3 separate regions of the Mus musculus genome follow, and all the other regions are linked to region 3. A link is a loop called in an ENCODE intact Hi-C map of the cell type or tissue named here. Cell type or tissue: heart. All regions are shown on one strand.

The links. Hi-C counts contacts between places; a loop is a spot of excess contacts. Peaks named below come from ENCODE experiments on the same cell type or tissue, not always from the same donor. Only the 100,000 strongest peaks of a DNase experiment are listed, where the experiment ranks them.
Region 1: it touches region 3 in a loop (3-fold over the local background); 10 of 42 quality-filtered maps call a loop at or near these places.
Region 2: a loop joins it to region 3, with 5 times the contacts of the local background. A loop is called at or near these places in 20 of 42 quality-filtered maps.

Annotation. Positions count from the first base shown.
Region 1 is chr6:83,050,476-83,058,475 of GRCm38, reverse strand. It overlaps Loxl3 (lysyl oxidase-like 3), which reads right to left. Exons shown (of 14, transcript NM_013586.5): 13 at 7,807-7,918; 14 at 5,910-7,676. The coding sequence ends at 7,603. It overlaps Htra2 (HtrA serine peptidase 2), which reads left to right and starts at 3,905. Exons shown (of 8, transcript NM_019752.3): 1 at 3,905-4,555; 2 at 4,659-4,863; 3 at 4,953-5,147; 4 at 5,406-5,438; 5 at 5,673-5,778; 6 at 5,934-6,003; 7 at 6,639-6,734; 8 at 6,842-7,210. The coding sequence starts at 4,050. The coding sequence ends at 7,007. It overlaps Aup1 (ancient ubiquitous protein 1), which reads right to left and starts at 3,955. Exons shown (of 12, transcript NM_007517.4): 1 at 3,644-3,955; 2 at 3,428-3,565; 3 at 3,197-3,347; 4 at 2,786-2,970; 5 at 2,506-2,578; 6 at 2,336-2,409; 7 at 2,042-2,108; 8 at 1,832-1,934; 9 at 1,598-1,717; 10 at 1,383-1,498; 11 at 1,082-1,200; 12 at 794-978. The coding sequence starts at 3,780. The coding sequence ends at 942. It overlaps Dqx1 (DEAQ RNA-dependent ATPase), which reads right to left and starts at 632. Exons shown (of 12, transcript NM_033606.3): 1 at 337-632; 2 at 1-46. In heart, a CTCF peak has its summit at 3,171; DNase peaks (open chromatin) are centred at 3,235, 3,895 and 4,775; H3K4me3 peaks cover 4,159 bases; H3K27ac peaks cover 3,313 bases; H3K27me3 peaks cover 110 bases.
Region 2 is chr6:83,156,474-83,164,473 of GRCm38, reverse strand. 1700003E16Rik (RIKEN cDNA 1700003E16 gene) reads right to left here. Exons shown (of 4, transcript NM_027948.1): 1 at 7,884-8,000; 2 at 3,341-3,562; 3 at 3,037-3,258; 4 at 1,499-2,917. The coding sequence starts at 7,901. The coding sequence ends at 1,583. It also overlaps a transcript of Wdr54 not described here. Among named protein-coding and RNA genes, the nearest start is that of 1700003E16Rik, 4.1 kb to the right of the region's middle. In heart, CTCF peaks have their summits at 1,280, 1,481 (motif pointing left) and 4,835 (motif pointing right); DNase peaks (open chromatin) are centred at 1,613, 2,023 and 7,913; H3K4me3 peaks cover 2,428 bases; H3K27ac peaks cover 945 bases; H3K27me3 peaks cover 3,039 bases.
Region 3 is chr6:83,103,121-83,111,120 of GRCm38, reverse strand. Ccdc142 (coiled-coil domain containing 142) reads right to left here. Exons shown (of 9, transcript NM_001081266.1): 3 at 7,852-8,000; 4 at 7,589-7,719; 5 at 7,396-7,509; 6 at 3,954-4,068; 7 at 3,489-3,666; 8 at 3,167-3,366; 9 at 2,000-3,030. The coding sequence ends at 2,744. It overlaps Mrpl53 (mitochondrial ribosomal protein L53), which reads right to left and starts at 2,013. Exons shown (of 3, transcript NM_026744.3): 1 at 1,918-2,013; 2 at 1,695-1,807; 3 at 1,189-1,599. The coding sequence starts at 2,009. The coding sequence ends at 1,448. In heart, a CTCF peak has its summit at 3,370 (motif pointing left); DNase peaks (open chromatin) are centred at 2,040, 3,010 and 3,410; H3K4me3 peaks cover 2,933 bases; H3K27ac peaks cover 2,385 bases; H3K27me3 peaks cover 430 bases.

The sequences.
Region 1 (8,000 bases), 53 kb after region 3:
GCAGCCAGTAAGGCCTTGGGTCTGGTGACTGATACTGAATTCCCATCTCAGCTTGATCCCCAACGTTATCCCACAGGGGAGAATGCCTTGGGGTCCATCCTTCCCAGGAAACCGTGCTGGGTGTCTCTAAGAGGACATCACCAGTGGACTTTCACCCTGTTTGTAGCTGGGATCCCTGAGTAGTAAAGATCTGTGACTAGCACAGGGACCCACGGTGGCAGCAGGAGCTACAAGAAGCAGTCATCTGTGGGAAAGGCCCAAGTGGGGAAAAGTAAGAAATCTGGAGATGAGAGAAGGGGACAGTAGGTAGGGCCATTAATGATTCTGGATTCAAACCTGCCAGCAGCTCTGGGACACGGTCAGGATGGCAGCCAGTTCTGGACACACCCAGCCAGGCACACCAACCCAGGCCTCCCTGGAGTACAAAGGTAAATTCCGGCCCCATCCGGGAGGCTGAGCTCAAACTCCAATCCCAGAGCTTTATTTTGGGGGGAGGGGCCTTTTGCTCCACCTTGGTCAGCTTAGCTAGGAACCTATGGAAAGCAGGTTCCTGATGCCACCCTGAGCTTGTATAACTGAGCCTATATGACTATAGTCATGAAATGCATTCTGGGACTTGTAGTTTTGGAGTGACAGCCTACACTATAATTGAGCTGGGATCCAGTTGTTTTGTCTTCAGTTTAGTGTAATTTCACAGTTCCATTTTGACCATTCTCACCCATATTGTAGTCTTCAACCCAGGAAAAGAAACCTGCTCAAGGGGCTTTTGAAACCCAAAGAGGCAACAGAGACCTTGAGTGAAAACCCTGAATTTAATGTGAGATTGGGGGAGCCCCATCCCTCCCTTTTTACCACCCACTCATCCGGCCTGTTGTTAGCTGGGTGAGGGCTGCCCCCAGTCTCCGTCCTGCGGCTCTGGGTACCATCCTGTTCCTTTGGGCTCATTCAGCCTCCTGGGCCTGTCTCTCTCTGAATCTCCTGTGGGACATGGGGGAGAGAGTGTATAGGCTTTGTCACATCAGCTTCATCAGGCCTTTCTCCAACTTGTTCTTTCTCACATATTGTCCTCTAACCCTCTCACCTTCTTGCATATTCATACAGTGCCTGCTTGCGCTCCTGCAGGCTCTCCTGACGGGCCCAGGAAGACTTGGCAAACGTTAGGGCTGTGGGCTGAGGGGTCGCCAGGCCCGAGCTGGGGAACTGAGGTGATCACAATGTCAGAGGGCTTGCGAAGTCATCATCATTATACACCCATCGAATGCCTACTTTGCAAGAGAGGCACTGTGCTAGGGTCTCAACATCAAGGCGAGAAGTCAGGGAGAGGGAGCAGAGACTGCCCAGACCTGCCCTTAAGTCTTGGCCTTGACTACTCCAGGTCTCACCTTTGGGGCAGAGGGTGCAGGCGGGGACTGAGATCCCTCAGTGACATCTTCAGGCATGAAAGCCACAGCCCCCTCGAGCAGGTTTGTGATGGTCAAGTCTACACACCCAGTCCTGGCTGGGAAGAGAGGGGCAGAGTGTCCACTCCCTGTACCCCTTCTCTGTTGAGACCCATTTTCCTGTGTCTGCCATTCTGTGATGCTACCCTTTCCCATACCCAGGTCTCTCTGGATGACATTCAATGGCACATGGGGCAGAACCTCCTTGACTCTGTGAGCGAGAGTGGTCAGCTGCACATCAGAAGAAGGGCTGGGAGGAGAAGGAAAAGAAGACTGCACTGTTTAAAAGAAAAAAAAATGAGGTGAGTGGATTACTGAGAGAGGCAGACACGCGTAAGGAGGGAAGCAAAACCACCAAGCGCAGCAAGCATCTTTGTGCCCAGATCACACACCTGACTGGGGGCGTAATCTGGGGTGTCTTTGTCGCTTCATGTGTTCTGCTTTGTCTGCTGGAGTGAGCCGTGTCCCTATCTGGCCCAATTCTTTGGCCACCAGCTAGGGAGAATTGGAAGGTTATAGCTGTAGCCTCGTCAGGTCTTCTTCCCCTTCTCCCCAGGAGGGAGGGACCCCCCCACTTCCACCACACCCCTGTTCACTACCACCTGTTGTACACGGAGCGCAAACTCCTCACTCTCTTCCCCTAGCTGTCGACGAATGGGATGAAGCCACCTACAAAAACCAGAGCCCTGCCCTGTTAAGTCGACAGGGGCTAAGGGTATGGCCCTTCCCCATTTATCTTGGAACAGTGGTGGGGAGAGTAGGGAGATGAAGATAAGTGTTGCTTCTGTTAGAACTTCGACATTAACAAACCACAGGCAGACAGGATAGTGGTCACTACTTCCATGCCCTTGAGGTGAACACCTTCCCAGCCACCAAAAACGGAGGACAGTTAGTACCTTACTTGATACACCGTGAAAGGAACAAAAAGGGACCACAGCAGTTCTGAGACCCAGGAGGCATCTGACACCGTCTGAGGGGAGGGCATGAAGTGAGGTCTAAGCCAGGGCCACAGGTGGGAAACTTCCCTTCCAGACCCCAGAGTAGTCCCTGTCCAGCATGCACTCACCACAGAGACCAGGGGTCTCTGAACTTGCAGGGTAAGAGGTTGTACCACGTCCTGAATAGAAAATGGCCACGAACTAAGAGAGAGGGAGAGAGAGCGAGTAGTATGGGAGTTCAGCCTAGCCCAGCCAACCACTTATATCTGACTTAAACTAGTAAACTGTCCAACTCCATAAGCAGACAACTGAGGAATTAAGAATTTCGAGGGCAGGGCTAAAAGTGGGCAGACAGGAAAGGAACTAGGGCACCCACTCAACTGGAGCCAGATGCCTGCGCTTACCCACCTGAAACGCAGCAGCCCTTCTCGGCCATTGGTGGCCTCTTCCTCGGGGAAGAGCAGCAAAGGTGTGGGCGGAAGCCTCGTGGAAGCACAGAATTTCTTGAGTGACTCCACCAACTCCACCCGCCTATCCATCTCCATGAAGCCCCGAGACCAACACACAAAGCTGGGGGGACTATTGAGTAGAGGCTGAGAACGGGGAGAAAAAGCAAGAAGAATGGAAGGAAATGTCAAAAAGAGAAAGAGAAAGGAAAAGACAGAAAGAAAGAGGAAAAGGGTGACACGTGAGGTGGCGATTAAGGGGCTGGGGGAAAGGCTCGGTGTTCCCCAAGAGAATCCCAATGGGTAAAGGGGAGCCTTGAGCTTGGGCCTGGGGAGCCACCCGGTGGCGCTCTCGGCCTCGCCCCCCACTCACGGTGCTACAGGTGGTGAGGAGGTTGACTATGTTGTGGTCAAAAGGTGTTACGTGGTTGGAAATAAGGACCCTGACGCGGTGATCGCGGAGTCCGGAGTCCTCCTGCCGGGCCACGAGCCCCAGGACCGCACACATGGTTCGTACCACGAACCTGGGGACACAGGCGGCGGTGACCGTGCGGTCCAGAGCCCAGCCCAGCCCCGATGCTCCCCCGGGCGCCGCGGTCCGCACCTGCGGAGGACGCTGTCGGGCAGAGCGCAGCTGACCAGGAAGACGTGGAGCCCGAGGAAGAGTCGCAGGACCAGGAGGCAGAGGCCGACCGGCGCGTAGAGCAGTAGCGCGAGCAGCAGGAAGCCGTCACTCGGGAGCCTGTGGCGAGAGGCGACGCGATCAGGCGCCGAAGCTGACAGGACGCGCTGACCGGTCTCTTCCCTCCGCAGCGCTTACCGGTGCGAGTCAAAGAGCCGCTCCGGCCCCGGAGCTGGGGGAGGTTCCATCGCAGCCGCTTCAGGAGAGCGGGGCCGCTGTCGCCGCCATCTTCGCAGGGCCGCGGGGGCCCCTGGGAAGGCGGAGTCTTTGGGCATCCGCCGAGACGCCAGAACCTGAGGCCCGGAGGCGCCCCGGAAGGGCTAGCGTTCCCAGCATGCCTCGCGGCCCCGGGGAATGTGTGTGTATGTGTGTGTGTTTGTGTGTGAGCGTGTGCGTATGCTGGAGAGGAGCGCGTCCTGACGGGACTACGTTTCCCGGCATGCGCTGAACAGCTACCGTCGTGCCCTGCTTCTCCTAGACCGCTTGCCGGGTTCTAGAGGACCGCCTCTGAGTAGGGCGGGCGAGGAGAGTCGAGGCGGAGCTGATGGCTGCGCTGAAAGCGGGGCGGGGTGCAAACTGGAGCCTTCGGGCATGGCGGGCTTTGGGGGGCATCTTCTGGAGGAAGCCTCCCCTGTTAGCTCCTGACCTCCGGGCTCTGCTGACGTCAGGAACTCCTGACTCTCAGATCTGGATGACTTATGGGACCCCCAGTCTCCCGGCCCAGGTGCCTGAGGGGTTCCTTGCATCACGGGCAGATCTGACGTCTAGGACCCCGGATCTCTGGGCACGATTGAATGTGGGGACTTCAGGCTCCAGTGACCAGGAGGCCCGCAGGAGCCCTGGAAGCCGTCGGCGCGAATGGCTGGCGGTGGCGGTGGGCGCAGGAGGTGCAGTGGTGCTGCTGTTGTGGGGTTGGGGTCGGGGTCTTTCCACGGTGCTGGCTGCTGTTCCTGCTCCGCCACCCACTTCTCCCCGGAGCCAGTACAATTTCATCGCAGATGTGGTGGAGAAGACAGCCCCTGCTGTGGTCTATATCGAGATCCTAGACCGGTAATGGTGAAGTTGACCAGGAGGTGTTGAACTGCCGTTAGTGAAGGCAAGGGAGCAGGATGAGGTGGAAGCTGCAGTGTAATGGGTACTTTCCCCATCCCAGGCACCCTTTCTCCGGCCGTGAAGTCCCCATCTCAAACGGATCAGGATTCGTAGTGGCTTCAGATGGGCTCATCGTTACCAACGCCCACGTGGTGGCTGATCGGCGCCGAGTACGAGTGAGGCTGCCTAGCGGGGATACTTATGAGGCCATGGTCACAGCTGTGGATCCCGTAGCAGACATTGCCACACTGAGGATTCAAACCAAGGTGGGGATGGAGTAGGCCAGATCTGATGGCAGCTGTTCTCTTGCTCCCTTCTTAAAATGACCAGTTTTGCTGGCCTTGTTTCCCTTAAGGAGCCTCTTCCCACACTGCCCCTCGGCCGCTCTGCTGATGTCCGGCAAGGGGAGTTTGTTGTTGCCATGGGAAGCCCCTTTGCACTGCAGAACACGATCACATCTGGTATTGTCAGCTCTGCTCAGCGCCCAGCCAGGGACCTGGGACTCCCTCAAAACAACGTGGAATACATTCAGACCGATGCAGCTATTGATGTGCGTCCTGATATGAGGGAAATTAGGTGCTAAGGTTGGAATTGGGGAGAACAGCTGTTGGGTATGAGCACCAACTGACACGTGGTGGTGACTGGGCCTGTATCAGAGGTTGGGCTGCAAAAGGCAGCCTCTCTAGTTCATGTGCTAGGAATGGAATTTGAAAAATTTCCCTACACCCTGTTTATGTCCTCGGTCTTAGAATTCCCAGAGCATGGGATTCCAGATCTTTTTGATGTTTTCTTTCATTTTATCTCACAGTTTGGAAATTCTGGTGGTCCCCTGGTTAACCTGGTGAGTGTCCGTGTTCTTCTAAGAATCCATGCCCCAGGTTAGTGTGGGAAGTGTGGGTTTTCCTCTGATTTAGGGAATTTTAGCTAAGTCTCTAGTCTCTTGTTCCTCTCCTGGTATACAGACAGACAGACAGACAGACAGACTTCTGTCCCCAAATCCTTGCTACTCTTGTTCAGGTGCCCCCATCCTCTGCCATCTGTGTGGGCTAGGGGACAGGGGGCTGTGTCCCTGCAGGATGGGGAGGTGATTGGAGTGAACACCATGAAGGTGACAGCTGGAATCTCCTTTGCCATCCCTTCTGATCGCCTTAGGGAGTTTCTGCATCGCGGGGAAAAGAAAAGTGAGCCTGTCTTACAGGGAAAGGGGTTCCTTTAAAATGGAGGATGGGACTTAGGGGAGGGCATTCACTGGGGCTTGGTATAGAGGGGTGTGCTGGTAGAAAGTAAGGGAAAGAATGTAGCTGGGGGGCGGTTCATTTGTCCTCTTTTATTACAGATTCCTGGTTTGGAACCAGTGGGTCCCAGCGCCGCTACATTGGAGTGATGATGCTGACCCTGACTCCCAGGTATGTTAGTGTGGTGATATATACATATACATATATATGTATGTTAGTGTGGTGATATATACATATATCTATATATATGTATATATATATACACCTATACATACATACACACACACACCCCTACACACACACCATACACACACCCTATCCTTTTCTTGGGTTTTCTCTCATGTCTGTTTTTTCCTAAGATAAGCTGTTGTCTTCTGTCACAAGCACTGTTCCCTCTCATAACTTTCTCATCCCACTGCATCTGGATCTTTCAGTAGATTGAGTACATCCTGCTATTGCTGTGATGTAAAGCCAACATTGACCTAGCACTGGAGGCCCATTCCCGCCCATTCCCACCCATCTCGTTATCCTTCCAGACAGCTTGCCGTTTCTTCGGAACTACTTTCATTTTCCACTTCTATGTCTCAATACCTTATTTCGTAAGGTGGTAGGACCCACCCTTCTAGGCTCAGCTTAAGTTCTAACCCTTCAGGATGACAGAAGTGAAGTTGATCAACACCATGTATCTTTCGAAATTAGCTATCTTTTATGTGTATATCCCACTTCCTAAGCTCTAGAAGGCAGAAGGTGAACTATTAAGATGGGAGAGGGCCTGTGTGGAGCTAATAGTGTCTGTGCCCTTTCAGCATCCTTATTGAACTACAGCTCCGTGAGCCAAGCTTCCCTGATGTTCAGCATGGTGTCCTCATTCATAAAGTTATCCTGGGCTCCCCCGCACACAGGTGATGGGGAGCGTGCTCTGGGGGGGGGGGTTGGGTGGGATGGGATGGGTGGATGTATCCTTGAACTTCTCTGTCTATTCTCTCCTTGCCCCGTCCATCCTCCACAGGGCTGGTCTGCGGCCTGGTGATGTGATCTTGGCCATTGGGGAGAAATTGGCACAAAATGCTGAAGATGTTTATGAAGCTGTTCGAACCCAATCACAGCTGGCAGTGCGGATCCGGCGCGGATCAGAGACACTGACCTTATATGTGACCCCCGAGGTCACAGAATGAATGACTGGACCGGCAAGAGTGTGAAGCTCTTGCCCTGATCTCCTCCTTGCTTTCCTAGCCTAGGTTCTGAGTGCATGTGGGTAGAGGAGGAGTCAGTGAACCTGCGGAGGGCAAGTCCCTCTAACCGCTGCATCAGTCCTGGGCTCCGAAGAACACATTTTATATAAAATAAAATTATACCTAGCAACATGTTACAGTCAAAAGTGGGGGTTGGATCTTCTCCCCCACCAAATGGCTAGAGGTAACGCGGTCCTTAGGAGAACGGAGAGCGATGGGAGCTGACCCTCTTGACCTCCCCTATTCAAGAGAATGAGCTGCTGCCATCCTGTGTGGGGCAGTTCTTTGTGGTGTGTTCTGTCTGTTGCTGGGGCTGTTGGCTGATTCTCCATGCTTGTTGGCCAAAGGTAATGACAGCTGACCCCGTAAAGGAGGCACCAACTTCTGTTTGACAGTTTGTTGCCTGTAGTGCACAGGTGGTTGAGTGTAGGGCGCCTGCTGACATCAGGGGTTCTTGTGGTAAGCTCCTGAGGTAATGGCAGCCTCAGACCCCTGCCATTGGGGGCCAGTGGTGGTTTACAGAGAGGGTGGTAGCATTTTAGACGATCTGGTTACTAGTCTGGCCAGGGTAGCGCTCAAACCTCCTGTTGGCTTCTTCGCTGAAGGCATCACCTGCAGAATAGACAGGCACTGTGAGGGGCTGTCCCTGCACAGAGGCAAGAGCACACACCCATCATGGGCAGTGACAGCATGGAAGCCTTTCCCTCCTGCCCTGCATTCACCCATCTCATCTGTTACCTACCGATGTGGCAGTTGTGCACCCAGATGCGATGCCCGTCGTATTTGCAGTTACACTTCATTGCATTGTTGGTGAAGTCACTTTCTGCTACCTCAAAATTTGGGTTGATAACGACCTGTGAGTGAGGAAGAAAGCTGGTGTGACCCAGCAGCACTCCGACAGGTCACAGGTGTCCTCATCACTCACCCCAAACCCCA
Region 2 (8,000 bases), 53 kb before region 3:
CCCCTGGAAAAGTATGTACTGAGAAGCCTCCCTTTAGCCCTTGTCCCACCCTAGTATAACCTTCTTGCTTGCTACAGGTAATTGGTTTCTTGGTCATCTGGTAGATGTTTTAAATACAGGCTCTTATGAACACAGAGTTCTACTCCTTTCATCTCTTATGCAATAGGTAGTACAGTATAGAGACTTACATTCTGCCTTTTTTCCTTTATAGAATCTGTAAGGTTTATATTTTATGAGTGTTTTGCCTACATGTATGGTATGTCTGCACACCAGGCACATGGGAAAGACAGAAAAGGGCTTAGGTCCCCTGGAGCTAGAACTGGTTGGAGATGGTTGTGAGCGGAGCCATGTGGGTGCTGGGAATTGAACTCAGGTCTTTTGGAAGAGCTGCCAGTAACCACTCTTAACTAACACTGAGCCATCAAATTCAAATGAAGTGGGTAAATGTTTTCCGGTTATACAAGCTGTATTTGAAATCTCAGCACTTGGGAGGTTTAGGTATGAGGAGTTCAAGGCCACCCATGGCCTGACAGCCATCCTGCACTACAAGAGAACATCTCTTGAAAAACAGAGAGAGATCCTCATGTGTAGGTGTACATATTTATCAACTGGATTCCTCTAGTTACTTTGTTTCCAGTTGTATGCATGTGTGTTCATGTTTGTGGGAGCACACATGCGTGTATGTGCATTTGGAAGCCAGAAGTTGACCTGGAATCTCTTCCTCAATCACCCTCCTCCTCCTCCTCCTCCTCATTATTATTATTATTATTATTATTATTATTATTATTTTGAGAAAGGGTCTCTCACTGAACCTGGAATTCAATTCTGGCTAGACTGGCTGGCCAGCAAACCCTAGGGCTTGTCCCATCTAAACTTCCCCAGAATGGAGAGTATGGGCTGGGGGCTTATTTGCAGGTCCTCAATGCTTTGCTTTACATAGTAAGTGCTCTACTGGCTGAGCCAGCCTCCTGGCCCACTTTCTAGTCTTTTGCTGTTCCGTGTTGTGCAACCATGAGGGTACATAGGACATTTCACATGTGAGCATATTTGTGTATATATTAATTGCTTAAAATGTATTGGCTGTGTGTATGTGTCTGGTTGATACAATGTTTTTCTGTCATATGCAAAATTCTAGGTTCATTTCCCTGAACACAGGAGTAAAAATCAAACGGAAAAAAATAGGTGTTTCAATCCAAGATGAACTAATAAGCTCCAGGAGCTAGGAAAGGAGAGCGAATTAATGTGTGGACTCACTCTATGCTTATAATCACAGTTATGCACTTCCTCCCTTACTGAAAGGACAAAGTTCTGCCTGGGAGCCAGATTTACCTTACGGTCCTTCTATCTTCCCTTTTAACGAGTGTTTTGAGGACAGGGGGGGTGGGGGGTGGTGGAGGTGAGACAGAGAACGCTAGGGAACAACCTTATCCCTAAGCCTTGTCTCCTAAGCCATGACAACTGCGCCCCCTGGAGTCCCGTTAAGGAAATAAACAGGTTTGGAAGAAATGGCACCATCTTTGCCAGTCAGTTCCTGCGGCAATTCGTTTATTTTTGAGCAAGGTCCATTTCCCAGTGTGGAGGCTCAGGACCCAGAGTGGGGCACAGGCTTGGTGGGGAGCAGCCAGGCTTTGGGGGTCTCGTTCCTTATCTGTTTCATAATCACCTGAGGCTTGGACACACCTGTCTGGATGGGTTGCTGCTCAGGCGCCTGGGGGGTGCCTTCTTCAGCCTCCTTCCGGATGACAGCAGGATTGAGCAGCTCCTGGGTTCCCCGGTTCCACATACTCACACCAGGAACCAGCTTCATGGTTTCTGAAATAACCATGGGCTTCCAAAGCACTTGGGACGTAGCCTCGAGGACCTGGGGCGCCGCTAGGGGCCATCCAGAGTCCTCCTCCAAAGGTGTCACCTCCACAGGTTCCTGACCCTGTGGAGGCACGCGAGTCCGACCCGCCCACAGCTCTCCCAGCTGCTCCGCCTCCCGCTCCCAGCCACTTGGCCACTTAGCTAGGGGCCATAGTTTGGGGGTAGGGGTGCTGGCGACGTCGGGAGGGATTGGGTTTCTAGGGAGGAAGCGGAACCCGGGGCTGAGGAATGGCACGTTTGACCCGAAGGACGGTGAGGTTTGGGCCAAGTTTAAACTAGGATCCGGGCCCAAAGCACGGAATGTAGCACAACGCTGGAGAGGGAACCTTGGGCTAGAGACATGGGGTTTGGAGGGAGCACGCGAGCTAAGGGCTTGGGACTCGCATGCTGAGGTTGCGGTCCCAGCTTGGCTCCTGCGCGGGCGCCCGCGATATATTTCCAAAGGGTGCACTTCGAGGTCTGGGATCAGGACCTCGGCCACGGGGCGCACCCAGTGGCGGGGCAGCCGCGAGGAATCCATGCGCAACGTGGTGGTCTTGTGCTTTGGCCGCTCTCCCAAGACTTCAGGCTCCTGGAACGCGGAGGGCTCTGCCGGGGTGAGTGCACCGAGGTGGGACTCCGACCCTATCGGGCTGCTGTGGAGCTGGCCCTTGCTCTGCAAGCTCAGCCGGTCCCCTGCCGCGTCTGGCTGGGGCATGCAGAGGTAAAGATCCTCGAGCGACAGGTGTGAGCCGAAGGATGATTCCTTCTCAGAGGCCTGAAGACGGACTACTTGGGGCTGCTTCAGAGAAGACTGGGGGCTGTAGACGCGCTCGCCTTCCGCCGTAGATCGTAAAGACTCCTTCGAGGGCACAGCCAACATATGGCTTCCCTCTTGGCCGTGGGGTACTTCCAAGGCATCCCCGGGCTCAGCTTCCTCAAACGCCTCCAAGGTGGCCGTGGGTCTCGGGGTGACTTTGGGCTCGGCAGAAGGTTCTGAAGGTTGTGTCGGCTTTTGGGACTCTTTGTCCCACGATGAACCTAAAAGGAACTGGTCCGGGTTCCCAGGTTCCTGGGGAAACACACAAGGGTAATGAGTTGTTGGAAATGGAGGGAAAGGACCTCACTTCGTGGTCCTGAGCGGCTCCAGAGGAGGCTTCTGTCGGGAAGAGGCTCAGGGCTTGGGCTTACTTCGTTGTGGAACTGCTCCTCTACACAAACGGGCGCCGGTGTGTGCAGAACAGGCACGGAGCCCTGGGCCCAGGAATCCGTAGTGCATGCCAGGGGCTCCTCATCCTCTCCCCACGTGGGGTCCTCAGCCACTGCAGATTCTCCCTCATCTCGGGCCAGGAAGCGCCACTCAGTGATCTGCAGCATGGCCTCTCGGGCCTGGCTAATGGTGAATGGAACGCACTGTGGAAGCGAGGGAGGGTCTCAGCCTTGCCAGGAGAGGCAGGGTAGAAGATAGGTCTGGAAGACCCAGATCTAGGCCCACCTGCTGGGTCAGATAGACTTTGAAGGCACACTCCATAACTCGAGTCATAAGGTCAGCCAAGATGTCACCCACTACGTCCTCGCCCTCCTCCAGGGACATAAACGCAATCCATTCTGCCTCATTGAGTCTCCCAGGCACGATGTCCACCTGCGGCACCGGCTGGGTGGGTGGCCGGGCTTTTTCTGCCTTGGATCGGGTCACCCCACGATCTCGCGCCTGCCTCTGTGGGAACGAAATGGGCACTCAGGACAGGAAATCAAGGGGGTGGGACGGATGGGCTAAGGGCTAGAAAGACTCTCCAGGTGTTTTCTAAGAAAGAAAAGGGACCAGGACAAGGAACCTTCAAGTCTGTGATGCGCCGGATGAACACTCTGTAGGTATATCACTCAATTTAATACTTGTAACAGCCTTCTAAGCCCTCTTTAATGACAAGGAAACTGACACCTGACAGAAGGTAGCCCTCACTAATCATGTTCATCTCAGCTCTGCTCTTTTGCCTTACTGCAGTGTCCAAGTTCTTGAGAGTTCCAAGAATTCACCGGGATTTAGTCTCCTCTGCTTTTGTTTCATTTTGCTTTGAACAATCTTGTTATGTTGCTCTGGCTGGCCCAGAACTTACTATGTAGAGTACCTCAAACTTGCAGCAATTCTCCTGCCTCTGACTCTCAGATTCTAGGATTACAGGAATGGAACAGCACACAAAAACCTCTCCGTTTTTGTTATTTGTTGCCTTTTGTGGGTGTGTATATTTTGACCTGGAGAGTGAACTGAGGACAATGCCTACTCACTAGGCTAAATCCCTTCACCTCTTTTTTACTCCCTCCAGACAGGGTTTCTATCTGTAGCCTTGGCTGTCTTGAAACTCGATGTGTAGACCAGGCTGGCCTCAAACTTGAGCTCCACCTGCCTCCACTTCCCCAAAGATGAGATTAAAGGCCTGTACCATAACCACTCACCCTTTGTACTTTTGTTTATTTGAGACAGAGTCTTTCTGTGTAGTCTTGGCTGTCTTGGAACTCACTCTATAGACCAAGCTGCCCTTGAACTCGGAGATCTGCCTGCTTTTGCCTTCCAAGTGCTGGGATTAAAGGCCTGGGCTACTACACCTTGCTCTCCTTTTACTTTTTATTTTGAGATCTCACAAAGTTGCCAAGGCTGGTCTTGAACTCACTCTGTAGTCCAAGCTGATCTTGAATTTTTTTTTTTTTTCAAGACAGGGTTTCTCTGAGTAGCCCTGGCTGTCTTGGAACTCACTTTGTAGACCAGGCTGGCCTCGAACTCAGAAATCTGCCTGCCTCTGCCTCCCAAGTGCTGGGATTAAAGGCGTGCGCCACCACCACCTGGCTGATCTTGAAATTTAACTTCTGATTCATTCTCTCTCTCTCTCTCTCTCTCTCTCTCTCTCTCTCTCTCTCTCTCTCTCTCTCTCTCTCTCTGATTTATTTACTTATTATGTATACAGTGTTCTGCCTGCATGTATACACACAGGCCAGAAGAGGGCACCAGATCTCATATAGATGTTTATGAACCACAATGTGGTTGCTGAGAATTGAACTCAGGAGCTCTGGAAGAGCAGCCAGTGCTGTTAACCTCTGAGCCATCTCTCCAACCCCCTCTTTAAAAAAAAAAAAAAAATGAAAATGTATACAATATATTCTGACCACGGTTTCCCTTCCCCCATCTCTCAGATCCTCTCCACGGCCCCTCTCACCCAACCCCAGGCCTTCTTCCTCTCTTCCTCTTTAGAAAACAAACAGGCAAATTAAAAAGGCAAACAAACCACCATTTAACAAACAAAAGAACAGTGAAAAGCACAAGAAACACACACACAAAACAAACAAACAAACAAAAAAACATTAAAATACAAAATCAGAAACCATATATGCAAGTAAAAGATGAGAAAGGTTTTTTTTTTAATGCTCAAACGAAACCATATTAAGTCAAAAAAGAAAAAAAAAAAACCCACAAAAGCACCACTGAGTTCGTGCTGTACTGGCCGTCCACTCCTGGCGCGTGGAGACTACCCTTAGGTGTGGTTTTTCCAGTAGAGTCCACAGGGGAAACTGATTTTTCCTTTGCCAAGTGGTTGTCAATTGGAAATAGCTTCTTGGTTAGGGACAGGAGCTAGTGCCCTCTTCCCCTCACAGCACTGAGATTCAATCTCCCTTGGCCCTGTTGCACACTGCCACTCAGGCCTGCTGAGCAGGAAAAATGGTTGTCTTGATGTTATCCATCCTCTCTGACTTTCACTTCAACCTCCCGAGTAGAGTAGAGCAGGCCTGCACTACTAGACCGTCTTTAACCACTATTTCTATTCACATCTCATGGAGTTTGCCTAAGATCCCACCTGGGAAGTAGTCTAGTCAGAATTCACATCTGGATTTGTCTAGCTCCAAAACCTGACTCTTGCTTCCCAAACAAAGACATTTGCTAAAATATATAAATGAAAAACATGTTAAGATATTTTTAAAACTCATTTAAAAAGACAGAGAAGGAGCTGGAGAGATGGCTCAACGGTTAAGAGCACTAACTGCTCTTCCAAAGGTCCTGAGTTCAATCCCCAGCAACCACATGGTGGCTCACAAACATCTGTAATGGGATCTGATGGCCTTTTCTGGTGTGTCTGAGGACAGTGACAGTGTACACATATACATGAGATAGATAAAGAAAATGAGGGTTGGTGAGGTGACTCACTGGGTAAAAGTACTCATAGCCCAGCCTAATGACAAAAGTTTGATTCTCAGCACCACAAGGTAGAAGGAGAGAGCCATCTCCTTCAAGTCACCCTCCAGCCTCCACTCGTGCACTATGGCACACGCCCCGCCTTCACCCCACCCCACCCCAAATAAATGTAACAAATCATTAAAGATTCCTGTGACGGCTTGAATAAGAACAGCCCCATAAATTCCTATTTGAACTGTTTGGGAAAGACTTGGAGGTGTGGCCTTGTTGGGAGGGAGGGAGTAGGGGCCAGAGATGAGGTTTCAAAAGCCCATCATTTGCAGTTAGCTCTCTTTGCCTCGTGGGCTCTCAGCTACTCCTCCAGCACCATGCCTGTCTGTGCTCCCCTTCGTGATGCTCCTGGGTGCTTAACCGTTTGGAACCGTGAACCCCAAATTAAACACTTCCTTTTATAAGTTTCTTTGCTCATGGTGTTTTGTGACAGCAAGAGATAAGTAACTAAGAAAAGCCCAAAAGTAACCTAGGGACATAATACTTCACAAAAGAGATGTAGATAAGTAATAATAATAATAAAAAAAATTGTAAAGAGGGCCAGAACTAGGTGTGGTGGCTCACAGCAATAAACCCAGCACTCAGAAGCCTGAAGCAGCTGTCATGTGTTCAAGGCCAGACTGGGCCATGAAGTGAGACCATGAAGGAAGATGGTTCCTTCCAAAATCTACCTCCAAATATAAGTTTTTATCTATCTACCTAATTGTTTCCTATTTTATATTCTCCAATATTCATTCTCTCAGGCAATCCGGTGTCTTCTGTTCTCTACATTCTCAGTTCCTGGCCTTGAATTCCCAGAAACCAAGCGGCTGCCTAGTTCTCCATCTAAAGCTTTGCTTCCTTAAGCCCAAAGCCAACGCAAAACCAAAGAACCGATCCCTTAGGCCTCCCCCCACAGCTAGGACAGAGATGTGGCGTGCACTTAACACAAGAGAACAGAGATATTTTTTACTCTTTCATTTTCTCGAGGTCCTACCAATCTGTTTTATTTTTTAAAATGCCTTGACTTTGGGAGTAAGAGAGTTGACCCCACATTGACCGCTCTTGCAGAGGGCCTGGGTTTGATTCTTAGCACCCATGTGATGGCTCCAAACTGTAACTCCAGTTCCAGGAGATCTGATCCTCTCTCCTGGCCTCTGCAGGCATCAGACATGAACACAGTACACAAACACACATGCAGACAAAACACCCATATACATAAAATTTTTTTTTGACTTAAAGGTAATTGGTTTTTGACCAGTGAGATGGGAGAGTGTTGGTATGGGAAGAAGCTATGAGTTCAAAGGCAACCCGGTCTATATTGTGAGTTCTAGACCAGCCAGGGCTACACATTGAGACCTTGTCTCAAAATAAAAGGCAAGCCATGGTTGCGCATGTGATTCCTTTAATCACAGCACTCTGGAGGCAGAGTTGAGTTGGAGGCCAATATGGTCTATATAATCAGACTGTCTCGATTTAAAAAAAAAAAAAGTAATAATGATAATAAAGTAAGTTTTAAGGTCACCCTCACAGTTGTTTGATCCATTTCGTAGTCCTGAAATTGTCAAGATAGTGATTCATCCATCAGACCCTCTTCCTAGTGCCTCTGGTTTACCCACCAACACGGGTTCCTGGTCAGAAAGGAATTACTATTTGCACTAGTGGTTCAGCTGTTTCCGAATTCGCTTGCCCTTGGCCTGGTCCAGCCGTTGACCCTTTCCCTCAGGGACCGAGGTACAGGCATGCCCATCTCGAACCTAGAGCTAGTCCACTGCCTCGATACCGGCCAACCCCAGTTCTTGCGCACTCCCTAAGTCTAGCTGAAACTCACCGAGCCTTCGTGACTCATTTTCGTGACAGTCACTCCAAGGCGGTGTTTCAGCTGCCTTCAGGACCCTCCATCGTTGTAGCTGCAGTGGCCGCGACCCAACGGTCTCCTCGGCAACCA
Region 3 (8,000 bases):
CATTTGCTGGATATTCTGATGATGAAGACTGGACTTGCCCCAAGGAACCCAAGGACCCTAATCAGCAGGAAGTAGCCTATAGAGGTCTATATCCCCTCCCCCTCTAATCTTCTCTCCTACATAATGCTGGGGTGTCAGAAGGGATTAGGGTGAAGAAAGGTTGGAAGGGAGGTAGAGGTATAAAAACTAAAAGTTAAAAAAAAAATAACACATGGCATGCATGGATAACTTTTTTTGTACGACTTTTTTTTCTGATTTTTAATGTGCATTCATTGGTGTCTTGCCTACATGCATGTCTGTGAGAGGGTGTCAGATGCCCTAGAACTGGAGTTACAGTTGTGAACTGCTATGTGAGTACTGGAGATTGAACCCTGGTCATCTGGAAGAGTAGCTAGTGCTCTTAAACACTAAGCTACTCCTCTGGCCTCGAATGGATAACTTTTTATGCCATTTGATCCTCTAAAATGACTTCATGGTCACATTAATGGATGTTAACCAAAAACTATTTCCGGACTGTGGGAAGTAAGCCATTATTACCCATGTGAAGGATGAGATTTCATAGCAGCTAAAATGATAAGGGAAAATGACACCAGGCAGGAGAATAAAAGTGGTACAGGAAATGAGTGAGAATGGAAGGGTCTCGATAAGTAGACCAGGCTGGCCTCCTGAGTAGCCTGGATAGTGTGTGCCAATAGACGGGGCTGGCTCCTCTCTTTCCCCTCAGTGCAGACAGACTGGTTGGATCTACGGAGAAAGGGAAGGGATAGGAGAGGAAACACTACATTTCTAGCCTAGAAGGCTGAGCAGGAAGTCAGAAGAGCCAAGTGACCGTTCCACTTGAAGGAAAGAATGTTGGTGGCATATGGGGGAAATTGGCAGTAGCTAATCATAGAAGATGGGGTTAGAACCAAATAAAAAGGTAGGGTTTAAATCCTGAGTAGTTGAAATTATGACAGAATGGGTGGTTCCATGAGAGTGAATGAAGAGTAGACAACACTACTAAGGAAGATGAGTACTGTAGGCTGAGGGTGGTGGCTGTCTAGAATCCCAGCACTGAGGAGCCTGAAGCAGAAAAATGCTTTCACATTTCTAGGCCACCTTGGTCTTCTTACTAAGTTTCAGGTTAGCTCATGGTAAGACCCTCTCTCAAAATCCAAGTAAACAACCTGAGAAAAATAGCATTCATTTGGCAATAAATATTTAATTAAAATGTACTTGGTTGACAGATCCAAATAAAGTTAAACACTGAGAAAGAAAAATTCCAATTTGTCGGGGCCCTTCACCACCCAAACTTACTTATCTTGCCCCAGAAGCCCTGTTGTTAGTGTTCTTGCTCCGTATCATGAGCTCCATGCAGCATTTTGAGTGATTAAAGCCCAGGTCTTCTCAGACCACTCACTGTCTTTAGATTCAAGCTAACATTTGGTTGTTGGACTCTTCTGCCATATCAGCGGCGGGTACTCGTACCCGGGGCGACCTTGTCTGCGCCCGGTGCAGATGCTGCCGCGGCGTTCCTGTCCCGGATGTGGGAGGCCAAGGCACTTAACATTTCCTGAGTGGTGAGGTGGGCACCGCGCATAATCAGCCGATACCCATCTCCTGGGGGAGATGCAAACCGATGAGTTAGGGACCCTGACTATGCAGGGCTATGGCGGCGATCTGCCCTCGCCCACCCGCGTCCCTACCAGGTTTACCGAACAACACGTCCACGCAGGGCTCAGAGCCGTCGTGCCTCACGTCGGCGATCACAGAGCAGTTGAGGTTGGTGGCGCGGACTTTCTCGCTGCTCACCGTCTGGAGGAAGGTCCTGCGGCCGGAGGGCAGCGTGAGCGCGTCCGGGGGACCAGGGAGCCGGGACGAGGGTGCGCGCGCACGCGTGGGGAACACGGACGCCTCCCACCTCCCCAGAACCCGTACCTCGTGGACTCCACGTTCTTCTCAAACGGGCAGAACTGAACTCGAACCAGCTTGACCGGCCGTAGTCCGAGCCGAGCCAAAGCCGCCGCCATGGTTACCTCCACCCCGGAAGGAGTAGCACTGGGGATCGGTTTATTGGAACGGACCGCTTCCGGCGGCTCCGCGGTACTTCGCGCGGCTGACCTCCGGGGCCACCCGCGAATACTTCAGCCATTAGCAGTGTTCTGTGCCACACAGCATAAGCAGTGAATGTGCAAAATCCCCTTCGCAGGAAAACGTCCTTCAGCCCTCTCCCTCGGGGTCCTGCCTGCGAGATCTAGGTCAGCACCACCCCACATCCTGGCTCCTTCCTTGGAAAGGATGTCACTGCGGGGACTGTCCACCCAGCAGAAGGCAAGCCCTGCCCCTGTAGCAACAGCCAAGGCTTAAATGTCCAGGCCCTACAGCCTAATGACTAGAAACAGAGACGGGGAAGGGGTAAGACTGCCCTCCACGTGTAGAAATGTCTGCTTTGTCTGTGTTTCCTCATGAATCAGTTTTCGCTTTGCTCCTGGGATTCGAGAGAAAGCAAGGTTTGCCTGTCTCCTGAGCGCTAGCCCTGTAGACCCCTTCTAGTTTTAGCTCCAAGATGTCTTCATTGTTTCCGACATCCAGATTTCAGGCTGTAGTTTGCCTATTACTCTGGATTGCAGATCCTAGGATGATCTGGGGGTTCAATTCTGGACTCTAGTTTATGAACATGTTTTATCAAGCACCCAGGTTTAAGCTTCTCTAGCATACAGTTCCTTGTCTGGGGCATGATCTGCAACCCCTGGTCCTAGTCAACTTAGGGTTCAGGACTTGTCCTCAGGCAAGAAAAAAAAGGCAGGTGCCAACGTGGGTGTTGGTGCAGCCTCAGGGCAAGCCAGGCTTGCTGGTTTCCCACCAGGTAAGCCTCAGGACTAGGTCCTGGTCCTCCCCCTCCCCCTCCTCCTCGTCCTCCTCCCCCCAGGGTGCTTAGCAGGTGAGTGTTCTGGGCAGGGGAGACTCCAAGACGAAGAGGGGGTGCCAAGTTTTCCAGGCTGTTGAGGCTGCTGGTGGGCAGTTCAGTGGTCTGGACCTCATAACAGAGACCTGGGAAGGCAGGAGTGGACGGCAGGTTGGTGGGGAATGCTGACGCCAAAGCAATGGTGAGATTGGGTGTGGGTGTTCGAAAGCACCCCTGGAAGGGCTTAGAAAAGCCTGGGGTTGAGGAGTGGTGATAACTCACAGCAACGGGGAGGTCTTCTGTGGACTGGATTCTTGGGCAGGGGTTGCTGCAGGAGACACAGCAGGGCCCCATCTAGCTGCTGGAAGATGCTGAGTGAGAGCAGAGTCTGGCGAAGCTCCTGCGACAGGCCCCACTGCTCTTGTTCCAGAACCTCCCTGACCACTCCGAAGTCTTGCTTGAGCTGCAGCGCCCCCTGCAGGCTAGATGTCCAGGTACAATGTGGCCACCAGACACTTCTGCCTCCCCAGACTGCTCTGCCCAAATGGTCTCCATTTTCCCTGTTTGGCATTCTTCCTCTGCCACTAGCATCTTTCCTTCATACCTGAACCGGATCCCATGGGTGAGGATGTGGTCAAGCCAGGCGCCCAGTGTGGCTGTCAGTGCCTGGCCGAGGGCAGGGGCTTGGGCTTCAGGTGGCAATCCCTGAAGTCCTTGCAACACAGGCTCCAACACAGAGTAGACCACTATCCGAGCGTACTCACTAGGGTCACTGGGAGGTTCTGGAGTGAGACAAGAGAAAAGACAGATGGAGAGACTGCAGAAGTCCAGTGGGCTCCAGAGGGAAGGAAGGGCACAAAGGGTAAGGACAAAGATGTTGACAGTGGTGTGGAGCCACAACTGGGGAGGGCTTGGACCATTTATACCAGGAACCCGAAGGAGAAAGGTGGAAGTGAGAGATTACCAAGACAGTGGGCTGGGGGTTGTAGCTCACTCAGCAAGGCTTGCTCGTCTAGCTTGTGTGAAATCTTGTGTTTCATTTCCAGCACCAGGAAGAAAGAAAAATTACCAGGACACAATCGAAGTCTCCAGTATCGACCCCTCGGCATGTGGAGCTTGAAGCCTTGTGTGGCTTGTTTATGGCATTCTTGGACAAACAGACCCAGTGATTCTTTGGGCAGGAGCTGTATGGGGAGGAAGAAAGTAAGAAGGGCTAGTCTATTAGACTGGGAATGGTGTTTCTCTCTCTGAGGTCTCAGTGTGGGCATCTGTAAAACCCTGATGCCTCACTGTGGGAGCATGGGCATTTTCTAAGGAGGTCTGGACCTAAACCATGCACAGTACCTAGGATTAGAGGTTTCCTTAGTAATCAAAGGCACATGACAAGTCAGGCGTGTTGGGCATGCGGCTAGACTCCCAGCATTTGGAAAGTAGAATCAGAGTATTAGAAGCTCAATGGCCAGGGGATGGAGAGATGGCTCAGTGACTGAATGAATGCTCCTCTAGAGTCTTGAGTTCAATTCCTAGAAACCACATGGTGGGTCATAACCATCTGTAATGAAATCCGATGCCCTCTTCTGATGTGTCTGAAGACTGCTACAGTGTACTTGCATATATAAATCTTTTTTTAAAAAATGGGGTGGGAAGAAGATGGTGATAACAAGGTTGTGTTGTTTAGATTTTTTTGTTTGTTTGTTTTTTTGTTTTTTCCAGACAAGGTTTCTCTGTATAGCCCTGGTTGTCCTGGAACTCACTTTGTAGACCAGGCTGGCCTCAAACTCAGAAATCTGCCTGCCTCTGCCTCCCAAGTGCTGGGATTAAAGGCGTGCGCCACCACGCCCGGCTTTAGATTTTTGGAGAATCTAAAAAAATGGGGCATTTGGCAGAAGTTCTGTGACCTGAGCATAGTGGCACATGCCTGTGACCCCAGGGCTGGGAATGCTGAAGCAGGAGGATGACAAGTTCCATGAGGCCAGCTTGAGCTGACTCTTACATTAGAGTCAAGAAAGGAAAAGGATGGGGGAATAAAAAACAAAAGAAAATGGAAAAAGACGTGGATATATGATCCCCGGAACCTAAGGAAAGGGAGGTTCTGCGGCATGGGGGAGAGGAAGAAACCACTGGGTCCCTGGCACATCAGACATGTGTGTGCCTCTGTTCTCCCTTCTCTCCAGCACAGAATTTCCCCACTCCCATCTGTCTAGCCCAAACTAGCCTTGAAATTTCCATGTAGTCCAGGCTGGCCTCAAACTCAAATCCTGTTTCAGCCTCCTCAGTACTGGGATTAAAGGTATACACTAGCACCCCTGGCCCTGCCTCCAACAATGTAATGCTAACTGGCTACTCTGCCAAGCTCCACACCATTTCCTGACACACACAGTCCTGAATACAAACAGGAGGGGAGAGGGAGGGAGGGAGGACTGGACTCACAAAGAGAGCATATGAGCTTTTGTTCCCCAGGAAGGCTGTCTGGGGAGCCTGCTTCTGCTACTCAGAGGCTGCCCAGCCAGCAGTTAAGCCTCAGGTACTGGTCCTCCTCTGGGCTTCCATAACCATCTATGTGAAGCTCTTCTCATTAGGAGGCTACGCTAGGGCATGATGTTAAAGAGAAAACAGTAAGAATGGAAGAAATCCCAAACAGTTGCTGGACTAGAAGTCTCAGATTCAGGAGACCAAAGGTGGGAGTTCACAGCAGTTAAGATGCTTGGTAAGCAGAGAAGCAGAGCAAAGGGGCAGGGGCCAACCTGAGCTCTGCAGACACACCAGGAGCAGAGGGCCAACCTGAGCTCTGCAGACACACCAGGAGCAGAGGGCCAACCTGAGCTCTGCAGACACACCAGGAGGACAGGGCCAACCTGAGCTCTGCATCCACACTAGGAGCAGAAGGCCAACCTGAGCTCTGCAGACACACCAGGAGGACAGGGCCAACCTGAGCTCTGCAGACACACCAGGAGCAGAGGGCCAACCTGAGCTCTGCATCCACACTAGGAGCAGAGGGCCAACCTGAGCTCTGCAGACACACCAGGAGCAGAGGGCCAACCTGAGCTCTGCAGACATACCAGGAGCAGAGGGCCAACCTGAGCTCTGCAGACACACCAGGAGGACAGGGCCAACCTGAGCTCTGCATCCACACTAGGAGCAGAGGGCCAACCTGAGCTCTGCAGACACACCAGGAGGACAGGGCCAACCTGAGCTCTGCAGACACACCAGGAGGACAGGGCCAACCTGAGCTCTGCAGACACACCAGGACAGGGCCAACCTGAGCTCTGCAGACACACCAGGACAGGGCCAACCTGAGCTCTGCAGACACACCAGGAGGACAGGGCCAACTTGAGCCCTGCAAACACACCAGGAGAACACAAACATAACCTTATATTTTGCAACAGGAAGCAGTGGTGTGCAAAATGGGACAGATAAAGACAGAAGTAATAGCTCTGTCCATAAACCTAGAAGAAAATCATGGGGGACATAGCTTGGTGTCACGGATCTTACCTGGCATACATGAGGCCCTGACATAATCCAGAGAAAGGGCGAGAAGAAACAGCCAACCCAGAGGGGAGTGGAGCTGTTCTGCTGATCTCCCCATTAGAGGGCTTAAAAATACTTTTAACTTCATTCTCTCTCTCTCTCTCTCTCTCTCTCTCGTGTGTGTGTGTGTGTGTGTGTGTGTGCTGGCATGCTCACATATGCAGTGTGTGTGTGTGTGTGCTGGCATGCTCACATATGCAGTGTGTGTGTGTGTGTGTGTGTGTGTGTGTATGTGCTGGCATGCTCACATATGCAGCAGAGACAACTTGCCGTCATTAGTTCTATCTTTACCCCATATGGGTCTGGGGTTGTCAGACTTGGCATTAAGCACCTATAACTAACGAATCATCTTGCTGCCTCCTTCTGCTCCCCTTCCCACTCGTGATTGGAATCAAAGAAAAGTTCGATGATGCATGATCAGCAGTGCTTGTTGCTTAGCTACAGCCCCAGCTTGCATTTCACCCTTTAAATATAGACATGTGCTACTTTAGTAAAACTATAAAGCAAGCCAGATGCAAGGGCATATGCCACTAATCTCAGATTCAAGAAGCAGAGGCAAGCAAATGTATGTATATGTATACATACACATACTATATATATAGTGTGTGTATATGTGTGTGTATGTATATATATAGTATATGTATATATATACAATAATATATACAAATGTCACTTTTAAAGAGAATAATGAATTAAACACTACTAGGAAAAGTAAAAGACATAATTATGCAGTCGCTAATGAAATAAGTCTAAACAATGATGTCATTGGCTAACACTATTAGGGAGTAGCAAGGGAGTATGAATCATAACTGACCATGAGTTGATTACTATTATGACCATATTTGAATTTTTTTCCATAGTAAAGAACAAGAAGCCAACAGAGAAAACTTTAGCAGAGACTAAGGAGATTGGAGATCGCAAGGTCCCCAGCCCTGTTCTCTAGGCACACACTTACGCTGCCACTCTCAGGTCTCTGCACTCACCTGCATCTTTTCAGTCAAATTGTGGATCTCTAGGCCCAGCTGCTGCTCCACCTCCAGAGTGAGCGCTGCTTCGGAGGCCAGGCTGGACAGCGCCTCCACCGCAGACAGAAGAGGCTGTGGGCAGAAACAGAGAGGGAGGGCTCAGCTCAGGCCACTGAGGGAGGCTGCTCCCTCCCAGCTCTGGGCCACTCACAGGCAGATCCTTCTGGAGCAGGAGCAAGAAGGAACCGGGGTCCCACGCTGCCAGGTGCTGCTGAGCTCTGCCCACAAACCAGAGCAAGGTGGTCTGCAGGGTACAGAGCCCCAGAGCGACAGGCGTAGGACCTGGGAGGGGAAGGACAGTACCCTAGGGTTCATAGGTCACCTCCAGGAGAAGGCCAGCTTCAGAACAGAGGACAGGCAAAAGATAACAACTGCCCCGCCCCCTGCCCTCCCATTCCACACCTCCTGTCTCACCTGCAGGCGGACACAGCCTAAGTTCTGGCCTGGGCTGTCGAAGGCTATCCAAGAGGGGAGGAAAAAGCCGCTGCAGCAGCTCAGAGGTAGGAGACAGTGACGCAGGGCTGCTCTGACCACCCAGGGCTGATCCTAAGGCCTGGCAGAAC